Linked DNA regions of Mus musculus: all the other regions are linked to region 1. Evidence: chromatin loops called from intact Hi-C (ENCODE). Cell type or tissue: left cerebral cortex. All regions are shown on one strand. Region 1 overlaps Actr3b (ARP3 actin-related protein 3B). Region 2 overlaps Galnt11 (polypeptide N-acetylgalactosaminyltransferase 11). Region 3 holds the start of Actr3b (ARP3 actin-related protein 3B).

What was found. A loop is a pair of places that touch in the nucleus more often than their neighbours do. Peaks named below come from ENCODE experiments on the same cell type or tissue, not always from the same donor. Only the 100,000 strongest peaks of a DNase experiment are listed, where the experiment ranks them.
Region 2: it touches region 1 in a loop (3-fold over the local background); 2 of 42 quality-filtered maps call a loop at or near these places.
Region 3: a loop joins it to region 1, with 5 times the contacts of the local background. A loop is called at or near these places in 2 of 42 quality-filtered maps.

Annotation. Positions count from the first base shown.
Region 1 is chr5:25,828,715-25,836,714 of GRCm38, reverse strand. Actr3b (ARP3 actin-related protein 3B) reads right to left here. Exons shown (of 12, transcript NM_001004365.2): 7 at 7,046-7,189; 8 at 4,931-5,104; 9 at 4,237-4,329. Among named protein-coding and RNA genes, the nearest start is that of Gm42237, 61 kb to the right of the region's middle. In left cerebral cortex, a CTCF peak has its summit at 4,879 (motif pointing right); a DNase peak (open chromatin) is centred at 4,889; H3K27ac peaks cover 857 bases.
Region 2 is chr5:25,259,868-25,267,867 of GRCm38, reverse strand. Galnt11 (polypeptide N-acetylgalactosaminyltransferase 11) reads right to left here. Exons shown (of 12, transcript NM_144908.4): 9 at 5,715-5,933; 10 at 4,384-4,488; 11 at 2,769-2,906; 12 at 1,950-2,618. The coding sequence ends at 2,487. Among named protein-coding and RNA genes, the nearest start is that of Galnt11, 41 kb to the right of the region's middle. In left cerebral cortex, no CTCF peak of the experiment used is centred here; a DNase peak (open chromatin) is centred at 4,577; H3K27ac peaks cover 478 bases.
Region 3 is chr5:25,755,303-25,763,302 of GRCm38, reverse strand. It overlaps Actr3b (ARP3 actin-related protein 3B), which reads right to left and starts at 3,330. Exons shown (of 12, transcript NM_001004365.2): 1 at 3,175-3,330. The coding sequence starts at 3,218. In left cerebral cortex, no CTCF peak of the experiment used is centred here; DNase peaks (open chromatin) are centred at 1,537, 2,215, 2,811, 3,362 and 3 more places; H3K4me3 peaks cover 3,746 bases; H3K27ac peaks cover 3,850 bases.

The DNA of each region.
Region 1 (8,000 bases):
CCTTCGTGCAGAACAGACACTAAACACCGGATAATCCAAGAATGGACGAGCTGCTGACAGCAGCTGTCAACTTAGCCAAACTCTAGAAATGGTGTTAATATGCATTTAATATGCCTCCTCCCTGACCCCGGCCCAGCTACGTGAGGATCTGTGGAACAGGACACAAGCTGCTGTCTAATAGTGAGGTATGCTGTACATGGAATTCGCTGTCAGTGGCTCTTAGGCTTCTCAACACATGCACACTCATAGGAAGCTATGAGGTGGCGACTGAATGAATTAGTCAGCTTAACATGGTTTCTGCAGTGGATGCATACATCAAATCAACCTGTCCACACCACAAGCACACACCGTTTTTATGTCAACCATGCCCCCATGAAGCTAAGCGAACAGTCCAAATCTTCAGAGCCATCTTTTATTCTTACTGGTTGTTTTTCTTCTTGCCTGAGAACCTGGACAAGATGTTGGCTCAATGGCCAAGAAAGTCTTGGGTCATTCCACAGTCTAAAGTGAGCCACCCCTTACCCACTCGATCATAAGAAACCCCCTGAAAATCACCAAGGCTGATTGAGCAAAATAGAACAGCCTTGGCCCCACAAGTCTGGATTACTCAAGGAAGGAGAAGGCTCCAAACAAGAAGAAAGATAACCTTCTAGGGCTGAACAGGATACCATGGAACTTGCTCCAAACTCCGTCCATGAGTTCTCCACTGTCTGGATAAAGCTGTGAGACTGGAGGGAAGGCACACAGGAGGACGACATCAGGAACATAACATCCACACTCCTAGGAGAGGGCATTTTACCATCCAGGAATCCATCAGGGTCCAGCAAATGTGTTATTCCCCCTGTCTAATCTGAGTTTCCCTGGGCCCAGACCATGTTGTCCAATCGCTCTGATCCACTGATTGCTACCCCACTGTGAAAGGGGCCTAGGTCACTGGCAAGAATGAAGAAGAGAGGGCCTCAGAACAAAAGTGAAAACAAGAGGCACCCCCTACAGACAGCAGGTGTTGAGCTATACACAGAAAGACACCCGTGTGTGCTACAGATTGTGTCTTCTAACCTATTTTGTTTAGACACTCAAACACCTATATGTCTGTACATTTAGCCACTGTGAAACTGAGGCCACAGGATATTTTTCAAGTGGGCATCCATAATTTTCAATATTCCACTTTCTCATCACACCCTGGCTTCGGGAAGCAGTCCCTTTCTTAATGGTAGTAGTAGAAGCTGTGATGCCCACCAAACACTGCCAGAGCGAGAAGAGTGACCCGAGGGCTGCCCAAGAAGTGAGTGGCAGCTTCCTGAAAGAGCCCAAGACAATGCCAAACTCACTGAGACACCACAATGGCTGCTGCCATAAGAAAGACAAGAACTCCCAAGGTCCATTTCCTGTCAGAATCTAGTTATGGATGGGCTTTGGGACAGGGACTGGCATTTCAAGGGCTCAATATGTGGACAGAAACAGCATGCCTACAGGGAGTGGCCATAGACAACTGTTTGATTCAGTTCTCTAACATATACACACTCAATGCAGCACAGATATTTGTTAATGAGCAATGAATGTCTCAGGAGACAGAGGAGGGGCAGCCTCTTTTGACTCTCCTTTCTCTCCAGAGTAGAGAGCTCAGCTTCATTAAAAACAACACAAAGTCTGGCCAACTCCACTGTCCTCAGCCTTCCCAGCTCAGTGGGACTTGAATTCTATCACTCCCAAGGCTACAATAGCAACTAGCAGCCCCATACCGATCTGGCACCCTACCCACCTGCCACCCTAACCACCCAGCAGCCTACCCAAAGAGAGAACCTGTTAAAAAAATGCTCCTGCCACCCACCAAATTGGCCTGTGGTTAAGTCTATAGTACATTTCCTTGACTGATTGATATGCTAGGGTTCAGGTCTCTGGGGGTGGAACCATCCCTAGGCTAGTGGTCCTGGATGCTATAAGAAAACAGGCTGTGTAAGCCACGGGGAGCAAGCCAGTAAGGAGCATCCCTCTATGGCCTCTGTATCAGCTCCTGGCTGCAGATTCCTGCCTTGAGCACCTACCCTGGCATCCCTACATGATGGGCTGTGATTGGGACACAGAAGCCAAACACTGTTCATCCCTCGGGTTGTTTCTGGTCATAGTGTTTATCACAGCAATAGAAACCCTGAGACAACTCCTGTATATCTACTACCTTCTTATACACACAAACGCAGCTCATGTACACTAGTTACTGTCACAAACTGGATGGCCAGGCAAGCTAAAGCCTCTACAGCCCACAGTAGAGGAGTGGTTCTCCTAGGGAGAAGTAGGCAAGGTTTTCTTCTCACTATCTCTTCTGCGACGGGCAGAGTGACTCAGTAGGGAAGGCCTAAGCTTATCAAAGATACAGGAAACTGGTTCAAAAGCCAACCTTGCCATTTAGCAGTTAACATGATCCACCCAAATACATACAAGTTCAAAGATACAGTATACTCTAGACCCCCTGCATGCAGAAACTTCACTAACTCAGAGCTGTATGGATGGGCTTTGGGACAGGGACTGGAATTTCAAGGGCTCAATATGTGGACAGAAACAGCATGCCTACGGGGAGTGGCCATAGGCAACTGTTTGATTCAGTTCTCTAACATATACACGCTCAATGCAGCACAGATATTTGTTAGTTGATTAAGGCCTACAATTAGTAATGTGCTTTCAAGAATAATCTGTTCAGCCGGAAGAAGCTCAAGGTTGCTTCTCAACAGCCACAGGGCCTGGAAAGCAACGAGACACAAAACTCAATCTGGAAGTATGTGTGTGACTGTATAGTGACCCTCAGCACAAGACTAATGAAAGCTATACAAATAATCCAGCAAACAGAGCATTAAGGCAAATGACTACAAGTTTAGAGTCAACCTAGACTGCACAGCAATATCCTGTAAAGAATAAGGAAATGCAAGTAACTATTAAACCCCTTGCACTATACTCATATGAGTTGCATGACAATAGCTGTTTTCCCACCAAAGACTTTTCCATGGGAATTTACTCCGTTCTTTCAAAAGGTATGTAGTGTCTAGTATGGAACAGAGCAGTAGTTAATACATTTTGACTAAGCACCTTTCTCTGTATAAAATGTAGATGCCTGTGTGTGCATAGTGTAATGTGAGGTCATGAAGCTGAGTCAAAGGCTTGATGCACACATGCAATGTTAGCTGAGGATGAAGGCTTGATGCACACATGCACATGTTAGCTGAGGATGAAGGCTTGATGCACACATGCACATGTTAGCTGAGGATGGCTTAATGCACACATGCACATTAGCTGAGGATGAAGGCTTGATGCACACATGCACATGCTAGCTGAGGATGGCTTAATGCACACATGCACATGTTAGCTGAGGATGGCTTAATGCACACATGCACATGTTAGCTGAGGATGAAGGCTTAATGCACACATGCACATGTTAGCTGAGGATGAAGGCTTGATGCACACATGCACATGTTAGCTAAGGATGGCTTGATGCACACATGCACATGCTAGCTGAGGATGAAGGCTTGATGCACACATGCACATGTTAGCTGAGGATGGCTTAATGCACACATGCACATGTTAGCTGAGGATGAAGGCTTGATGCACACATGCACATGTTAGCTGAGGATAATTTTTGCTCTTGCTAACCAGCTGTCAGCTATTATTCCTTTCATGTAACAATGACTAGATTTCTCTCATTTCAGTCTTACATTTCCAGACAATCAAAGAATTTTGGAAAACTTCTCCACGTGCATATTTGTACTTACTGCCATGCTAACCTCAGCACTGACCGTAAATACCCAGCAAAGAATAAGAGCGGTTCCCAGAGAGCCTGAGCAGGACAAACCTTCCTCTTTCAATTGGTGTGTATGGCTCAGGCTGTGTAACTCAATCCAGTTTGGCAGTCAAGACAAAAAGACAGCTCATGCCAGGCATGGAGACACAGGGTTTGAAACCCCAGTGCTAGGGAGGAGGGAGACAGGAAAGTCATGTCTGGGCTCAAGCAGAGGAGGGAGGGGAAGGGAGGAAGAAAAGAGTTTGAAAAGTCCCTTTATTGGCTGTGTCATATTCCCAGCGTCCCACTCCTCCCTTCTCTGAGTCAAAGCTCTCAGTTATACACAACTGGAACGCGTTTCCTGCCGGGAGCAGGAAAGCAGTGATGAAGACATGCTTCATGGATAGGCAACAACTACAGGCCTTTTATGTGGGAAGGAAGTCAAAACACCTTACCCAAGAAGTTTATACCTTATACAGCGGCCGGCGCACATCTATGGGACAGCTCTGTATGACTTCATCGACAACATCCGAGATGGACTCCATAAAGTCTGGGTTGGCAAACTATATTTCATACGAATATGAAAGAAACATTATACACTTTCTCAAATAACACAAACTATTTTCAAACAAAATGTTAAGACTTCATTTTTACTTTTAGTGATGTACTTTGCTATGCGTGTGGGTGTGTCTGGGTGTGGGTTTGAGCATCTGAGTGCAGTGCCCGCAGAGACCAGAAGAAGACAGCATATCCCCTGGAGCTGGAGTTTCAGATAGTTATGAGCCAGTTCACCAGCTGGGCATTCACTGATTTTACACGCACAGTCACAAAACACTCTGGCTTAGTGTTACTTTCATACAGGGGTCAATGCACACAGTCCTTGAGATTTGTGACTGCTTTATTCCTACAGGTCCCTGGTGATCAGTTTCAAATCCATTTCTTCCATTGCTCTTCAGAGATCTTCCTCATGCCCAGGATAACCCCAACCTTAACTGTTAAAGTGGGTAAGCCTACAGCAAGGCGCTCCAGGCAACCATGCTGCAGAGGGAACCACCATGTGAAACCAACTTGCTCACTGGGTCCCTTTACTGGGAACTGCTGCTTCTGCACACTGGAGGGCAGCATCGTTCCACATATACTACTCAGTACACTCAGACATCTTACCTCAGGGTGAAAGAATATTTCTGGTCCCAGGAACCTTTCATAACCAACATCTATAATGAACTTCTTCTGGTTGATGGCATTGATCCCTGTGTACTGTTTGATCCACTTCCGAGGATCTACGTCATACTTAGCAAATTCTCTGACAATATCCGGGCAAATGTAGCAGTACTTCTCCTGTATGTACACAAAAAAGACATGGCCAAAGCATTGATAAGTACCAACGTCTCTGCCCTCTGACAAATACACAAGAACCCACATCTTACAGACACCTCTGAATTCATCTCTGCCTACACTGTAACTCTTGTGTGATTGACCCATCAAGCATGTGTCCTGCTGTCTTTCAGCTTAAGCATGACTACACTTGAATAGGTAAGTCTGTTTTCTCTGCAATGGTTACACATCACTTCCATGTTCTCCCTAATTCTGTTGCCATATTGTCTGAAATAATATCTATAAAACATCAGCTCCTTGTCTCCACCCAGGCTTTGCTTGCCCCCTCAGGCTCCCTGTCAGGTGCCAGCCTCACTTCGAGACCAGCAAACTAAGCTTGGCCCATTCTAGAATTCAGAAGTCAATTGCATGAGAGAGAGACAGAGAGAGAGAGAGAGAGAGAGAGAGAGAGGAGAGGGAGGGAGAGGGAGAGAGGGAGAGAGGGTGAGAGAGAGGGAGAGGGAGGGAGGGAGAGAGAGAGAGAGAGAGTGTGTGTGTGTGTGTGTGTGTGTACACAACGCATGCGTGCCTAAGGAAATGCTATCTGTCCTCCTGTTAAATGTTTGCTTGATCCCCTGCCCTTGCTGGTTAGGTATTCTAAGTCACTTGATCAACCCTGCAGATACACAGTCCATGAAACACTTAGGTCCCTCTCAGAGGCCATCTAGCTCAGAGTCAGACACTAGGTGACTGAAATAAGCAAACATCATGAGATCAGTTGGCAGCTACTATAGAATAAGAGCAGAATCAGGCGAGAGCACTGGGGCTGCCAAGAGATGGCTCCCACTGAGGAAAGGGAAACAAAGGCTGAGGGGAAACCTTGGAAATATTTTAGTCTACAAAGAAGTCTGAGGACATCTTTTCAAACCTCTCCCCACCATGGAAGGACCAGCTTTTCCCTTTTGCTTGAGGACTTCGAGTCTCCCCAGTCCTGGGAAGCCCAAGCCCACGAGGGAGAGACAGGTGGCATTTTTTTCTGTAGGAGCCATCCCTCTACCTGTCCCATCCCAAAAGGATTGTTCTCAACTAGCATCAGCCAAAATTCAGAAATCTCGTCCCCTGAAACTTTGAATTCAACCAACCTCCAGAGATGCTTGGCTGAGAGGAAACAGCAGGAAAGTTACCCCTCTATGCTGCAGCTCCGAACCAGAGCTGTGTGAGGTCACATGTCATACCCCACCTCAGACCCTTCTCCAGATTCAAACAAAATCCTCCCTCCTCTCGATTTATGATAACCAGCCTTGAACACTCAGGAATCTCTTGCATTTTGATTCTTTTTTAATGTTTTAGTTTTGCTAGATGAGAAGAAAAATTCCTTTTAAAAGTCTGTAACTGCCATGCCCACACCAATAGGAAGATGGGTGAGGTCAAGTAGACCCTCTAAATAATGACCTAAGAGTCACTTTGCTCTTTTGTTACTAAGTTCACATTTTCCTGTCACTGTCGTAGCATGTAACTGAGGTCTGGAGACAGGCAGGTGGATTCTGTTTAAGGACCCTGAGATCTAGACTGGCAGGGTTCTGAGGACTCTCAGGACACAAAGCATGCAGACACCTCTGGATTCCTGACAGCTACTGCTGCGACTCGCCTCCTGATTCTAAACGGAAGCACGGAGGGAGATGGGGAAGCAGCATGCAGCTAATTGAAGGTTTGGTTTAATTAGACTCCAATTAAACAACGCTCTACTCCACACACCGGTGGCTCAACACCAGCTCGGAAGCCGCTCTCTGTGTAGGAGAGCACGCTGAGCCTCACGTCCCCAGCACACTAAACTCAATGGCAAAACAACCAAAGCCCACACTCTCAGGGGATAGGAAGGGAGCAGGAGGGGCAGTGGCATTGAGGGGAACGTCCAAGCACCATCTCCCTCACCCCCAAACCAGCCAGGTTCCCTTCTGTTTTTACCTTGATGGCTTTTGCGGTTTCCAGTGACTGCTCAGGAGGGATTCCCACCTCCCTCTCCCTTAGCAGCTGTTGAATGAAATACGTAATATCTCTACCTGCAATTGGGATGTGTTTGATGCAGCTTCCAATTACATAACCTTCTGCCTGGAGAGGGGAGGAGAGGAGAGGAGGCAGGACAGCCACGTCAGTAACCACAGTCCAGAGCCCGTGCACTCAGGAGGTCCCCACCCTCACCTTCCCAGATGTCCGCCCTTCTGAGCACTGAACTAGCATTGAATGGCTCCCACTTATAAGGTTCAGTATCTGTGGTCTTTTTAAATGACAGCATCTGAAGTTCCATTAATATTTAAAGTTCTGAATGACTCCAATAACCTGAAATCTCCATAAGCAACCAAAATGTTCCCACTAGGAACATGTAGGCAACGACACAGAATGGCTCGTTTCTAGAAGGTGCTGCTGCCTGAGAGAAGAGCTAACCTGACAGTGAAGCCTTCCTCTAAGTAGGCTGAACAGGCTGTCTGTGCACTGTTAAACCACCGATGAGGCTCCTCCTAACTCAAAGTTAGCCACTGTGGAAAAACACAGAGGGCTGTGATCCCCAGAAGCCTGGATCCAAACCCTGGGTCCGGGCTCCTAACCTCCATCCCTAGTGTGGAGCAAATACCCTGCGGGCATTTACAGTGTTTATGAAATAAAACCCTGCCGGTCACACATGGGCTTTAAGGGCAGATACTAATAAGGATTCAAGAAATGGCTCTGTTCAGCACATTGAAAGCGATTCAAAGAAGCTAACCAACCAGTGCTAGCTAAGACCAGTGCAACTTAGGATCTGGATTCTTCATGATGCCTTTCTGAGCTACGAAAGGCATGTCTGTGAGGGGCCTGTGGGAGTCCACAATAACTCTGCTTCAACTAGCAGGAGTGCCTAGAGTCCACCTGCCCACAGCAGTGAGGG
Region 2 (8,000 bases), 570 kb after region 1:
AAAGGCTCCCGAGTTGAGACAGAAGACAGGGATCCTGCCTTCTGTACAAAACTCTCATATGCATGAGGTTACCTATAAATGTCCTTTCTTAGGCTGAGGACTAATTTTTTTAAAGATTTGTTTATTTATTATATGCAAGTACACTGTAGCTGTCTTCAGACACTCCAGAAGAGGGCATCAGATATCATTACGGACCATGTTGCTGGGATTTGAACTCAAGACCTTCAGAAGAGCAGTCAGTGCTCTTAACTGCTAAGCCATCTCTCCAGCCCAGGCTGAGGACTTCTCCTTCCACTTCCAGCTCTCCCCTCCTCCTACCAACACTTTTATGTAGACTAAACTTTTAACTTCATAGGTAATGGTTAGCTCCATGTACAACAAATAAGCTGTCTGCCAGAACTCTACACAAATGAGCACACTTGTATGAGCTGGCGGCTGGTGGATCATCTGTCCCACTGGTGCTGTGGAAGGTTATGTCAAAGAAGCCTAAACTGAGCGCACAGGAGTGGACACTGTCATCTGGTGAGGACCCTTGGATTATTTCCCACACTCTTCAGAGGGTCTCACGAAGCCCTTTGGTGGATATATACTGTGCTGTTCTTCCTGGCTCAGAGGTCTGGTGACAAGCTCTTCCTACCTCTCTTCATTCTCCAGGCAGCGTTTTTGCTGAGTTACCATATCCTGCCAAACTGTTCTTGCCACTTTTTTTCCACTTTGGATAATAAATGAAAGCTGCTGTGGACATCTTAAGTGCTGCCCTCAGTGTTTCTGAGCCCCTTGGCTGAGCAGCAGGAATAGTGTGGTTGTGTGTGTAAGGCTTGCCCACCTCTCCAGGGCTGCACTCTGCTCTGCCCTCGGGCTGCTTGCCACTCGTTCCTGATCCCACCAAGTCTCATCTTAACTAGAGGACTATCAATTGCACTGGCAAGCCAGCTTGCTATATGAATAATTTTGTTTCCTATTTCATTTCTGTTCTGACATTTCATATTTACTTCTACCTTGAGCTTCAAATGTACTTTTTTCTATCTAAGATAGGATTTTAAGATTTAATCTCAATTGTCCAAGGAATTTGTTAGCATATCATACACTCGGCTGTTTTCAACCACCTTTTTCATTTGTCTTCTACCCACAAGTGGAAGTGGATCAGTTTCAAACTATCTAGAGGTCTTATAGTTGATTTTTATTTGATACTTTGGACTGTAGTTTACCTGACATAGACATACGTGGACCTGACATACATGAGAACATGGGTTCTGGTGTTGAGTGGAGTGTTTCCCAACCAGGTCAACTTAGCAATAGTATGTATTGTCAAGGTGTCTGTCAGGTTTTAAAAGGCATGCTGAAATGTCTCACCGTAATTGTAGGCAGATATGTTTGTTGGAATTTCTAGTTCTGGCAGCATGTATTTGGAAGCTGTTAGCTATAGAAATGTTTGGGATTATTTCTTGTGGATGAAAGACCCCTTTCTACCTCTAATAGCACTCCCTGCTGAAACCTCCATGTTAACACAGCTCCATCACGCAGATATGTGGATTATGTCCATTCACAGTAACGCCTGCCCATCCATTCCTTTCTGTCGGAGCTGCAGTTGCTCTTGCCTTTCTATCCACTCTTCTGAAGGAACCCACTCCTGTGTTCAGTAACACGGCATTCAATGTGGTCACTGCTGGGTTTAAATCCACTTCTTGCCTTTTGTTTCCTAAATGGACCAGCTGACCTTTGAAGTCTACAACAGGGAGATTTTTCTCTAAGATCTTTCCACTTAGGAGTTTGAAAAGAGAGTTTCACAGGCAAACTGGTGTATCCAAATTCACTCAGGTCAAGCTAAGGAACTGCCACTTCCTGAAGTTTGCAACTGCTGTCTAGCTTAACAGGCCATCAGCTATATTCCCAAGTCATCCAGACAATAGGCTGGCCCCAAAGCAAGACAGAGATAGAAGAGTCAAACATCCTAGTTAAATGATCAAAAAGATCCTTTATTTAATGTAGACAGACAATATTAAGTCATCAAAATAATTTATAATAGTTAAATGCCTCTTAAATATACATGATATCTTCTGAAGCTAAAAGTAATATGCACTCAACCAGTTTTTAAAATCTATTTGGAACATTAGGCATGATAGAAATAGAAAAAAATCTCTTATGAAGTCCTCTATGAAAGGAAATTGTGACAAGTTCCTGATTGGACAGAAACAATTCCATCTCCAAGGGAGAATGCGAAAAACATAAATATGAATACAAATGCCTACTTCCTGGGTTTATACTCTGTAGACCCAACTCTTTAGAATTATTTTCTGTTTTCCCTGGATAAACAAGAATCCCTTAACAGCAGCTCGGAAGTAAACCCAAATCCCAGTGGCGCTCCTGAGATGGTCGCCCTCCACCAAGGTTCTTGTCTGCTGCAGTCAGCAACCTTAAAGCACCTTGATTTATGGCAGGCATGACAAAACCAGGTGAATTATGTTGTGTCCAGCCAGGGCCCACCTTTAACCTTCTAGACGCCACTGTTGAGAGGAGGAGCCATCGCAGATCGCCATGCCAACGTAGCCCTTCTGATCCATCAGGTCCATAACTCTCAGGCACTGCCCAACGGACACTTGGTACAGCCGGTTGTTCTTCTGAAGGGGAAAGAAAAAGGACTTGCTTTTATGTAAAAACAAATATTCTTGTAGCATGCAGGGAAGATGCAGGAACATCAGGACTAGATAAAGCCCAGGTTCCTGTCCTCCTTATAAACAAGGAACCTTGTTTATAAGCAAGCTTCTCACCCCAAAGGTCCACTGCTGGGATCCTCCTGACCCATGGCACTTCATGAGTCGGGGTGGATCCGATGAGCGAGTTTCTGACATGTCAAGGCAAAGGAGGTTGTTTAAAATCAATTCATGGTCTTCATTATAAATCCAGACCTAGTAAGAAAAGCAAAAAAATTACTTTAAAGAACAAGTGCTGCTTTAGGTACTGCAGCGGCCTGGATAAGGCTTCAGTGTGTTCCGTGTAGTCTCCACAAGCAGACACACTGGTCGGCCCCAGCACCACCGCAACCATCTCAGTCAATTGGGAGGTGAAGGAGGCCTTCTGCCCCTGGGTCACTAGGGAGTCCTTGAAGTGCTGCCCTTCTCTCCCTTTCACTCTTGAACAGGCCTTGAAGAGCTTCCTCTGTCATTTGCTTCCACAACTGCCCCCTTTGCTGTGGCCTCATGACATCACACACGTGAACATCAGCCATGATCAGAGCCCTCCAAAACTGAGGCCAAAGCAAGCCACTCCTCTTTCTCTTCTCGGCCACCTTAACACAGTGTTATTCCAAAGGAACCCAGGCAGTGGCCCACTGATTTAACTGAATTTAAGTGATCACATCATTGTAAATTGTTTCCAGTTTTAGAGTCTGGTCACAGCCCTGTAAAGCATCAGAGAGCTCAGGAGGTGTGGGCAAGACCATGACAAGCTGATGTTTTACCACTGCCCATCTGCTGGGTAGTGGTGTGCATAAGCTGTTCTAGCCCAGACCTTCTGCAGAGTGCCACACCCCATTTCAGGTAGCAATGTCTGTTGCAAGATGATGGATTTTACCTGGGTCACCCTGAAGCAGGGTTTCCCTTGGATGTAAATGCAAATGCTCTTGGTTTCAGGCTCCAGCCTCAAACAGGGTAAGTATTTTTCAGTGAGACACTCTGCAGCAGGTGCTAGAACACCCAGTCTTGCTTCAGGCCCTGCACTGGCCACCTGAAGCCAGTACAGCCAAGGAACTGCACTGTTTATTATGCAAGGAGCAGCAGTATCAGTGTAACAACAAAGCACATTTAACCAGTTAACTCGTGCCTGGTCTGGCTCAGTGGGGAAAGACACCTGCTATCCTCAGTTCCATACATGAGTCAAAAACTGACTGCCCCATGTGTGTGTGCTCTAACCATTTTTCTTAAGCAGTCTATTCTAGAAATATCCAGGTATACATTCTACTTATCAAATGGCCAAGTGTTTCCTTCTATTCCTATGTGATACCAATGCTAACTCTAAAATGGAATGGCCATCACAGGCCAGTCCTGACAGCGCCTGTGGTCTAAATCACTGTTAGGTTATGCTGCCAGCCTGAACAGTAACAAATCAAAATAAATTATCTGCTTACATTTTAATATTAAAAAGACAAACTAAGTGAAATTAAGTGGATGAAATGAATCAAAATTCTGTTGTGGTGTCCCCTAAAAGCCATAAACTGGTCAGAAAAATCTGACTCTGGTTCATCTATTGAGGACTTTAAGGTTTGAAGAAGAGCACTTCCCTTGCCACTTAACCACTAGTGGCATTGCAGCCATTGTCAAGGATCTCTAACCTTCAGGACGGTGCTCCCTTCCCCCGGGTGACTGTGCACGGGGAGGTGTGACCCACCTGAGTTGGGTCTCCGTAGTCACAGGTCTTAAGCAGCACTAGGCCTCCTTTCTGGCTGGAGCGGCCCTGGGCCACCAGGCATTTGTTGGTCTGCAAGTGGTAGAGCTGCAAAAGAAGACAGTGCCCTTGGGACTCCCTCCCATGCAGGCAGAGTGGGAAGTGCTGTCCACAGTCCCAGGAAAGCACCCACGCAGCACTAAGATGAAGATGAAGAAATAAAGCCAAGCATGGTGAGTTGGGCCTGTCATTCAAGCAGTCATGGAGCTGAGGCAGGAGATCATGAATATGTGGACAGCCTGGACTAAAGAACAAAACCCTATGTACATGCTGATCTGGAAAGCTCTATGCTGGAAAGGTTATCAACTATATGGGCACAAAATATTTGCCTTTTCTTAGAACACCCAGTAAACTCCTAGATAGTTGTCTGGGGCTTTATAAATGAGGAGAAAAGTACTAGGCTCAGTTCTCCTAAAATACAAAAGCTGGGAGCTATGCCCTTAGGAAGTTAAAGAGGGAGATAAGAACAGCAGTGTGTGTGCTGTCTGCACAGGTGTGGACGAGCACACCTTTGTGTGTGCATGCTCATGCAAGATTCCCTACCACCACCTTGGTCACTGAGGCACACACAGGGTCTCCCAGACCCAGAGCTCATCAGCTGGGTTTGTTCTAAGGATCCTGTCTCTGCCTTCCAAGCACTGGGATTACAAGTAGACCACCACACCTGCCCAGTGTCTACATGGGTCCTAAAGATCCGAAACTCTGATCCCCACACTGGGCTACAAAGTGCTTTATCAACTGAGCCATCTCCCCAGCCTCCAGAAAGCCAGTTTTAGAAATGACTTAGACAATGTAACTTAGAGGGCAGCCCCCTAAGCTGTAAACTTGACTGAAAGGGTCTGGTGTGCCTTCTGCTAACCTCAGGAGTGCCATGTGCTGGTGTGAAACCTTACTACAGGTCACACTGATGAACTGTCGCCTCAGTCTCTGTCTGCAGTCGGCTCCAAGAGCTGAGTCTCGACAGGAACAGCTGCTGCATTCCTGCTTATCCCTGGGAAGGGTCCTTCGGGCCTCACACTGCCTGTGTTCCCGATTGTGTCTCTGCTCTTGGAAGACAGCACAACCTACAAAAGGTCTCAGTCCCTCCAAGGCAGGGAGCACAGGTAAGTAAGGCCCTTGCCCTTAGTGAAAACCGCAAACACGTTTAAGATCTCTAAGCTTTTCTACTCAAGCAGAAAGAAGGCCCCAAAGAGAACATTCCATTTCTACTATCACAGCACCCCAATCTCTCCCTGCCCCTCCTCCCCAGGGAGCCCTCAAGACTGCCAGCTCACCCTTCCACGCTGCAGGACTCTGGGGCGCTTGGGTCCTCTGTTGATGAGAACGGGCTGCTGAGGTTTGGCATTCGGGCCAGGTATCTGCATCTCAGGGTAAATATTATCCAAATACCACTTGAATGACTGACAGCCCAGTTTCTTCCTCAATTCAACACGCTCACTGATATTCCCGAAGCTTTTGTTCTTCAAATCAGGTCTTAAGGAAAAATATTGCTCCTAGGTTTAAAAGAGAATGAAATTTGCTAGAAATATATATTCAGTGAGGAGTCCTGGGTTTTCTTAATGTCACTACCATAACATAAACTCAATAAATTCCGTTTCACAGAAGACAATGGGAAACTCTAAGTCAGCAGACTATGTATCAGATGAGTGACTGGCAAACTCTAGCGTCTAATCTCCTACTCTCAACATGAGTTGATTCAGGATCCTTAGCTATGTATCCTGACCTTGTTAACAATTAAAACTGAGCCAGGCATGGCTGCGCACCCCTTTAACCTCAGCACTAGAGAGGCTGAGTAGGCATATCTCTGTGACTTCAAAACCAGCCTGCTCTCCCGAGGGAGCTGCACGCCAGTCTAGACTCTCAAAAACATCACCACGAACCAAAATAAAAAATAAAAGACCTCAATGTAGTTTTAGGTTTTTAATTAAGAGAAACTCTTTCTCAATACAAAACCTTGTGGTTTTTATTAGGTGGCTCACATGCATCACCCTGTTGCCGTGTTGTTTTAATCAGAAAGTGCTATTATGGTGATGTGGGCCGCGTGCCTTGGAGAATGTGTGGCCGTCAGTACAATTCTGTGGGGCTGGCTCTCTCCACCTTTAGGTAAGACTCAGGACTTGAACAGCAAGCACTTTAGCCACTGAGCCATCTCACTGTTTTAAAAATACAGCCTCATGAGAAAATGTAGTTGAGACAGAAGAAATATTTTTAAATTCCTATTACAAGTAATTGTAGTTATTCTTGCATTAAATATTTAATACAATAACAGTTTTTTGTAGTTTTTTTTTTTTGAACAGTGCAAACATGCAGCTTAGACTGGCTTCTAATTAATAGTCCTGCTTCAGCCACCCCAGCACTGGGATCACCACCACACAGCAGCACGCCTAACTTATAACTCATAGTTACCACAGTAAATAAGAATCATACCAAGCCGGGCGTGGGGGCGCACGCCTTTAGTCCCAGCACTTAGGAAGCAGAGGCAGGCAGATTTCTGAGTTTGAGGCCAGCCTGGTCTACAAAGTCTACAGAGTGAGTTCCAGGACAGCCAGGGCTATACAGAGAAACCCTGTCTCGAAAAACCAAAAAAAAAAAAAGAATCATACCAGTAGGGCTGGTGAGATGGCTCAGCGGGTAAGAGCACCTGACTGCTCTTCTGAAGGTCCCGAGTTCAAGTCCCAGCAACCACATGGTGGCTCATAACCACCCGTAAGGAGATCTGACTCCCTCTTCTGGGGTGTCTGAAGAAAGCTGCAGTATACTTACATATAATAAATAAATAAATGTTTAAAAAAAAAAAAGAATCATACCAGTGAAATGCACATTTGGCTTTGTGTTCTCTTTGGATGATCTTCTTACACGTGCAAGACTTAGAAAACACGTACTAGTCACTTGGAAACGCTGGTCTACGGCTCTGCAGTCTTTCCAAACACTGATACACTTCACCTAGTGGCACACTTACAGCTTATAACGGCTTTTATTGTGTGTTGCTTCTGAAACCGGGACTCACTGTATATCCCTGGCTGAACTAAAACTCACTATGTAGACAAGGTTGGCCTTAACATCATCTGTCTCTACTGGGACTAGAGGCGACCAAGTCCTGAAGACTTTTTTTTCTTCCAATCTTTTACTTGAGAGTGGAATTTGATCATTTCCATGACTGGGGTCGATTTGAGAAGATGCTGCCGGGTGTCATATGCAGCGCTCCTGGAGAGCAGTACAGCGCAGCACTCTGCTCACACTGCTGCCTGGGAAAATCAGCATCAGGGAGGAAAAAGGAGCCATCCGATGAGCTGACACTAGAGCGCCCAAGGAAATGTGGCATGGATCATTGACAGAGCTCTCTCTCTCTCAAGGTCCCCCTGCTCAAACCCACATAACAAAGGCCTTCTACTCTCCATTTTGGCAACTTCCATGACAAGAGAATAATAATATACAAGGAGCTGAGTTCCACAGAGCTCTGGGTTAGGAGAGGGAGGAGACAAACAGCCTTGGCATGCTTGGAGCCCAGCTTCCTCCTCCTCAGCACGTCAAGGCCTGGGCATCTGCTGCCATTTACCTTC
Region 3 (8,000 bases), 73 kb after region 1:
GGTAGATGCTGTGCTAGGCTTTTTGATGAAATGCACAAGGGAAGAGCAACAGATTCTATGGCAACCCTTACAAAATTGCACAACCTCTATCTACCAGAAACACCAGACAGACAAAATCGAGGGGCAATATATATATATATTGTTATATCCTTGTTATATATATAACTATCAAAAGGATATATCTTGAAAGACAAAAAAAAAAAAAAAAGACTAAGGAACTCTTCCAGAAGACATGAGCTATAAATAACATAGCGACCAGGCATGGGAGGACATGCAATAGTCAAGAGGCTGAAGCAGGGGTTACATAACAGGACCTCACTCCATCCCCTTAAAAACATGACCACCAAATATAATGAGGCAATGCTAGACAGGATTAGACTCCAAAAAAGACAAGAAACGAAACTGCTCACAAGTGCAGATGGCAGACAGCACAGCACTGCAGCATCCATGTTAACATCTCTGACTTGAATAACTGGTCTGTGATCATGTGAATCCCTGCTCTCGCTCAGAAGGCAGACACTGACCTGTAAGAGGGAGGTGCCGAGAACCTTCTTTTAAGCAGCTCAGAAAAGTAAGAGCGGCACATTAAGGAGTCCAGAGGACACAGTGTGCAAAGCTGCTGAAACTGGAGGGATGCAGCCTGGAGTTTGTTCTCTCCCGGTTCTCAGGGACCTGGAATTGCTTCAAAGTCAGTTTGACTATGTAAAACTACTTTAAACATTTGGGTGAGACGTGAGACTGAATTGGTGGCGTTTTCTCTGGGAGCTCGGCAGCCTATTCATCCTTTAAAAAGCTGAAACTTAATTGTGGGTCTCACAGATACCTTTGTCTGTTTCTATCTTGTCCCCAGCATACTTGTGTACACTCATCTGGTCTCGGGGTTCATCGGATTTGAGGTCACAAAAGAAATGTATTTACTATAAAACACAGGCCAGATGAGCATGTGGGCACACAACTGCAATCCTAATGCTTAGGAGGCTGAGGCAGGAGGATTTCTCCAAGTTCAGTACAAGCTTGGGTTATACAACAAGAAGACTCTATTTAAGAGGGGGTGGGTATCAGAGAGAGAAAGACAGACAGTGAGACAGGGAAGCAGAGAGAGGGCACACTGACAGACAAGACTGGAACTCAGGGTGCAATTCAGTGGTAGAGGCTCCACTTAACAAGATCCCCAGGTTCTACGTCTACTACCACCACCAACACAAAACAAAACAAAAACCTGCCCATCTCATCAGTAGTGCCCACGTGATGAGTCTCCCAAGTGTATTCTGTTCCTCAATCCTGGCTATTTTTAGCTGCACTGTTCTATTCTAAGGTAAAACTCAGTCTAAAATGAGATCTCCCAAGTCTATTATGTTCCTCAGTCCTTGTTATTTTTAGCTGCATTTTACATTTAGTTCTATTCTGAGGTAAAACTCAATCCAAAACAAGAAATGCAAGAATCACTAATACATGGAAGCTGGAACGCTTAGGCTATGCAGTCATCTTCTGCTCACACACTGAACACTGGGGACTCGTGATAGCCACAGGGGCTTCAGTGGCAGAAAACACCCACAGGAAACCCCAGGTCCCTGTCACTGAGTCCAGAGCCTCTGACAGCCTAAAGATGCTAGCCTGAAGCACAGCTTTGGGCCATGACGATCTACTGAAGGTGAAGGTGACATCAGTCACTGACCCCAAAAGGTCAAGACTGAGCACTCTTTAGATCATTATAGCAAGAACAATGGATACGGTGTCAGCTTACTAATAAGAAATACAGCACAGATGGCCCAGGGAGTGCTGCTTTACTGTTAACACTGCGCAGAGAGAGCTTCAAGTCTCAGCAGTTTAGGCAACACAAAGCCAAAGTTCTCACATGCAGACATTAACATAAAAACAATGTTTACATATTGCCCTCATTGCTGACACTTCCAGACTGAAGGGAGTGGCAGATAGAGTGAGACAGTAAGGGGAGCCAACACATGGGGGAATGGTCCACAAGAGCCATACTGATTTGAGCAAGTCTAGGGAAGTCAGCAACTTCTCAAATACAGGGCAACAAAACTTCTCTATAACGTTTATTTCCAAAAGAAAAATTAGCAGAAATAGAACATGTTTTCCAGTCTGTAACCACTGCTGGTTCCGGAGCAACAAAAGGAAAGACACATCAGTAGGAGATGGACTGTAGCAAATTAGAAGACACCCCCACAAGGTTGTCAAGGAAACCAAACCAAGTATATTTTTCTACAGGAAAGAATTGCAAGAGAACATGCCACAGACTATTCGGTGACAAAGGATTACCATCCCTTGAAAAACATTTTAAGAGGCTAAATTTATTTGCAAGCTATTTATGAAGTACTTTGTCAGCAATGCCAGCAGGTACTCCCAAACTCCCAGGTTGGAGGTTTGGCTGCCACCTTCCTAAAATTAGCTAAGCCTGACAGCATAAGCCATTCTTAAGGTCTCTTCTGAAAAATTAACATCTTCAAAAAAGAAAAGAGTTATCTACTTCCCCAAAAAGGAGAGGGCTGTTTTTTTTTCAAAATGTTAGTCTTTTTTTAATGTGTGTGTGTGTGTGTGTGTGTGTGTGTGTGTGTGTGTGTGTGTTTTAAGAGCAAAGATAAGTGTATGCAAACCAAAGCAGGAGCTGGGCTAGGCTGTGCCATTTCAGAGTGGAAAAGAGCAGAGTGGGAAAGGGGACTGGGTGTCAAGTTGACATGGCACGTGTAAACATCTCCACGAGTAGGTGGTTGGTACATCAGTAGGGAAAGGTGACACGCGCGCGCGCGTGAGTGCACAGGATGAGGACAGGTGACAAGCACCCCGGGGATGGGGGGGAGAGGAACTACTCTGAGCTCTCAGGTGCAAGCCCTGCAGAGAAAGTATCTGCAGCAACATCCCGGCAAGGTGCAGCCCACCCGGTAACCCCGCAGCCTCATGCCCTCAGCACCCCATCTTCTCAGAGCCACATCCCTTAACTCTCTAAGCCCTCAGATTGAGCTCCGTCCCCCAGCTCCCACCCCACCTAAGCTCTATCCCTCAAACTCCCCAACCCCTCAGACTGAGCTCTGTCCCTCAGCACACCATCCCTCCGTGCACCATCCCTCCGCGCTCCTCCTGCCGTCTGACCCCGCGGGGAAATGGCTCCAGGACGCCCAGCGAAGCGTGAGTGGGCGCGTGGGGCGCGGCTCTTACCCGGTGCCGCAGTCAACCACGCAGGGAGGCAGCGAGCCCGCCATGCTCGGCCACGAGGCGCTCCGTCCCCACCAGCCCCAGCGTGCCCCTGGGTGCCCAGTGCCAAGGTGCCGGGTCGCAGGCAGCGCCGCTCCCCACCCAGGAGCTGCCGGGAGCCCAGAGGCTCTGCCTCGTGACGTCACTCTACAGTTGGCCAATCGGGGACGCGCACGCTCCGCCCTCTTGTCAGCCATCCTTAGTGCTGGCAGCCCGGCGTTTTAGCCTATGCATCTATCCTGCAGTGGAAGAGATTGGAGTCTATTTTTAACATGCATAAGGTGACTATGACCCCATTTGCGAGGCCTGAATTCTTTCTCTTCTCTCCTTTTTACAAATTGCAATTTTGTTTTGTTATGTTTTGTTTTCGAAACAGGGTTTCTCTGTGTAGCCCATACTGCCCTGGAACTCTTTCGGTAGGTAGTTCAGGCTAGCCCCACTTGCCTCTGCCTCCCTAGTGCTGGGATCAAAGGTGTGCCCCACCACTGCCGGCTTATCTAGCTGCAATTTTTTTTAAAGATTATTGGCTGTGTGTCTATCTGTCGCTATGTCTGCTGGTGTGTGCATGTATGTAAGAGCAGGTGCTCTTGGAAGCCAGAGGCTTAGGATCCCATGCAGCTGAAGTTATAGACAGCTGTGAATGGGCACCAGGAATCTGAATTGGGTCTCCCGGAAGAGCAGCAAGTGCTCTTCGCTGAGCCATCTCTCCAGCCCCTTTCTCCTCTTAATTCTCACTTCAATGTTCACTTTATTCTCTACCCCAACAATCTCTTGATTTTATTTCTAACACTTAAAGCTAGTTTGGGTACTTATTAGTAGATGTTCACCTCTCCTGAATTATAGGTTCTCCTAGGGCAGGGCTTCATGCTTAACACATTTGGTGCTCCGATAAAAATCACCTGAATGTTGAACGAATAAATAACCTTCACTGTAGAAAAATACTTATGACTTTCTATGATAGAGCACTGCATAATGTATCCTGGGAGAAAATCAACATATGCATAATTAGGCTTAAGGAATAAATGACCTTAGTCAATGCCACATCAATATTACTAGGAAATATTTTCTAATATCAAAGATAGGGTGATTATCCAGCATCATTGTGGAAAGGAGACTTAAGAAGGAAAACACCTACCTACTGGAAACCCCACTTGCACCCTAAATGTTAGCCTCTAAAGTTCTTGACTGTGATGCCAAAGGAACTTTCTAGAGATGTATTAATTCACTTGGTCTTTACTGGGACTTAAAGCATTGTGGATTTTCCACAGGAGAAGAATTAGATTAGTTGACCATTCTTGGGTAATTCTTTTTTTTTTTAAGATTTATTTATTTATTATATGTAAGTACACTGTAGCTGTCTTCAGACACACCAGAAGAAGGTGTCAGATCTCATTACGGGTGGTTGTGAGCCACCATGTGGTTGCTGGGATTTGAACTCGGGACCTTTGGAAAAGCAGTCAGTGCTCATACTGGTTGAGCCATCTTGCCAGCCCTTGGGTAATTCTTTCTTTCTTTCTTTTTTCCTGCATGCAAGGGAGCAAATAATCCTAAACCTAAAACAATATTCAGGGGAACTAGAGAGAGAAACAGAAGACAGATAAAGAGGATGGAAGCTCCCAAATGGGACCCAGAACTAGAAGCAAGATATCTTTCCTTCCGTGCATGTTACCAATGCCCTGCCCATTTCGATTGTCTGTCAGTCGGTCTGTTTTTGAAGCCTGGACCAAAGCAACAAAGACCCCACTACAGGCTGTTGGCAATGCCCTGTACTTTAGCATCATTTACTTAATGTACACTTATTATATTGGTCATGCTTTAACAGTGTGAGTGATGATTAATAATGATGTCAAGTCAACAGGACCTAGAACACCTAGAAGCAAACATGCCTGTGAGGGAGTTTCCACATTGTGTTAATTGAGGTGGAAGACCCACCCTAAATGTGGTTGTGGCCCCAGGGAAAATAGGGGAGAGGAGGTTGGCTGAGAAGGGGCACTCATCTTTGCTGACTGCAAGCACAGTGTGGCCAGGGGTCCCATACCTCTTTTGCCATAGCAAGGATGCCATGCTCAAACTGCAAGCCAATTAACACTTCCTTGATATTGCCTTTGCCAGGTGTTTTGTTAAAGCAACAAAAGTAAAATACAAACAGTAAGCAAGTTGTTCACAGGATCTGGCCCTAGAACAGTGGTTCTCAAACATTTCTAATGCTGTGACCCTTTAATACAGATCCTCATCTTGCCACGCCCCCAACCATAAAATCAATTCATTGCTACTTCATAGCTGTAGTGTTGCCACTGTTGTAAATCCTAATATAAACATCTGATATGCAGGACATCTGATATGTGGCCCCCACCAAAGGGGTCTCAACCCACAGTTGAGAACTGCTGCCCTAGACTCTAGTCTGCCACCAGTGATCAGGCGATTGTAGTACAAATGCTAGGTGCAGAAATGCAAGATGTCCAGAAAGCCATTCGAGCACCCCTGACCTCGACTTTTGGATCAAGTAGATGTTTTCCAAAGCCATGAAGTCTAAACTGAAACCCAGAGTATAGATAGAAGAGGAATATGAGCTGTGTGTACTTCTGAGAGAGGAAACCCGGAAAGCCAGGATAACCCCAGAGCCCAAATGTCCTGTTCACTCTACAAGGAGGAAGCGTTACAGAAACCTGAAGCTGCCCAGTACACAGTGTGCCTTTCCATGGACTGTCCACTCTGCATAGGACTTACTGGGACTGATGGCCGCTCCAGTCACTGATAGGAAAAAGATTTTCAGACTTCAGCAATTTCCTCTAGACACCACTAGCCCTGAAGATTATCAAAGATGTTTTTGTGCTATGATTGTGCCTGTTTTCCCCTCACTTGGAAGGCTTGTGAGAAAGGATAAAACATCCAAAGCCATCCTAAGCTACAGGGTTAGGCCCTCTCTCAAAAAAAAATAATCCAAAAATAAAATAGATGTGGACAGCCAGTAGAACACAAACGTATCTAGACACCTTAGAATGAGCAAATTATGTTATCTCATTTTGTAACTGAGACCCATCAGCAATTCTGTGGAATCCTCATGAACCTAGGCATTCTGCCCCAGCAGACCCTGCACCCTGGCCTTGGTCCTCAGGCATCGCCTCATCACTACTCATCACTACTGAAATTCCACAATGCAAAACTGTAATGATAAATCCCCTTCCAAGAGGGATAGAGACCAGACTCTGAAGAAGCAATGTTCCCATCTGTTTCCCCTTTTGTTTCACTAGCCCAATGGACCTCAAACTTCCTAACGATATGACCCTTTAATACAGTTCCTGGTGCTATGGTGACCCCAAACCATGACTGTCGCCCCACCTCAGCCGGCAAGGAAGACACAACACGGTCGGATTCTTCTCAACAGCCTTTATTGCAGGATCGCCTCGATGCTGCTACGGGGACCCAGGGAAGTCTGCTTATATGCACCCCAGCACAGGGAGAGGCTTCGTGGCCCCCTGGGATTGGTCAGTTGGCCGGCACCTAATTTGCATGCACCTGCTCGGGAGGGGTTGGTGCCAGACTCGGGCTTACACCTGCGCTGATGTTGTTTATGACAACGGCACACCGGAAACCGGCGCCATCTTAGAGTTGGCTTCCTACACATGACATTCTTTTCATTGCTACTTCAGAACTGTAATTTTGCTACTGTTATGAATTGTAATGTTTTCTGAAGGTCTTAGGTGATCCCTGTGAAAGAGTCATTCAACCCCAAAAGGCGTCACAACATACAGGTTGAGAACCACTGCACTGACCAATGCCTTTTTTTCTAGTGAATGGGCCAAAAGAAATTACCACAAATGGAGTGGCTTAATACATATACTTACATCATTCAAGAAGCCAATGTCAAGTGTAGATGGGGCTGTGTTCTCTAAAGACTGTAGGGGGTTCTGTTCTGTGCCTTTCACCCACTACCAGGAGCTGCTACACTCCTGGATGCCTTGGCTTGGGCATGTATCACTCTCATCTCTGCCTGCATCATCTACGTTTTCTTCTCTCTCTCTCTCTCTGTCTCTCTCTCTCTCTTTGTAGATGTCCATGCACATGTATGTACATGCATATAGAGGCCACATTTGGATCAACCTTAGGTATCATTCCTCAGATTCCATCCACCTTTTTTTTTCTTGAGGCAGGGTTTTCTCACTGGCCTATAATTCCTCAGGTAGGCTAGGCTGGCTAGCCAGTGCGCCCTAGTAATCTGCCTGTCATCACCTCCTAGCACTGAGATTATAGGTGCACACCATGCATAAATTTTTAACATGGGGTTCTAGGACTCAAAGTACAAGAGCCTGTGCTTGCACAGCAAGTGTTTCCTGTACTCGCTCAGCCATCTCCCAGGCCCTGATCATGTGTCTCCCCTTCTAAGGAAACTAGCTGTGTTGAATTAATTACTGCACATATGCATATATGTTCCAAATAAGATCACATTTACAGACACCAAAGTTAAGACTACAGCATGTCTCTTTAGGAGATGCTGATCGACCCATAATACCAGCTATGCCAAAAGTAGGCATCAGTTCTATGATGATTGTCAAAGGTAACCACTCTGTTTAGAGATGAGCCTCATGACCTTTGAAGTCTGTGGTAGCCAATACCTGCCTAGAGTGTGCTTTGATTTGCAAGAAAAGGGGATAGCTGTGTCATAAAACACACTGTGCTGAAGTGCAAAGGAAGGCAGCTACCTGCAAGCTTAGAAGACACACCATCTTACATTGAAAGCTCCAGGAATCCTGTGCCATTGTCTCTGCTTTGATCATGCCTCGGGCAAAACA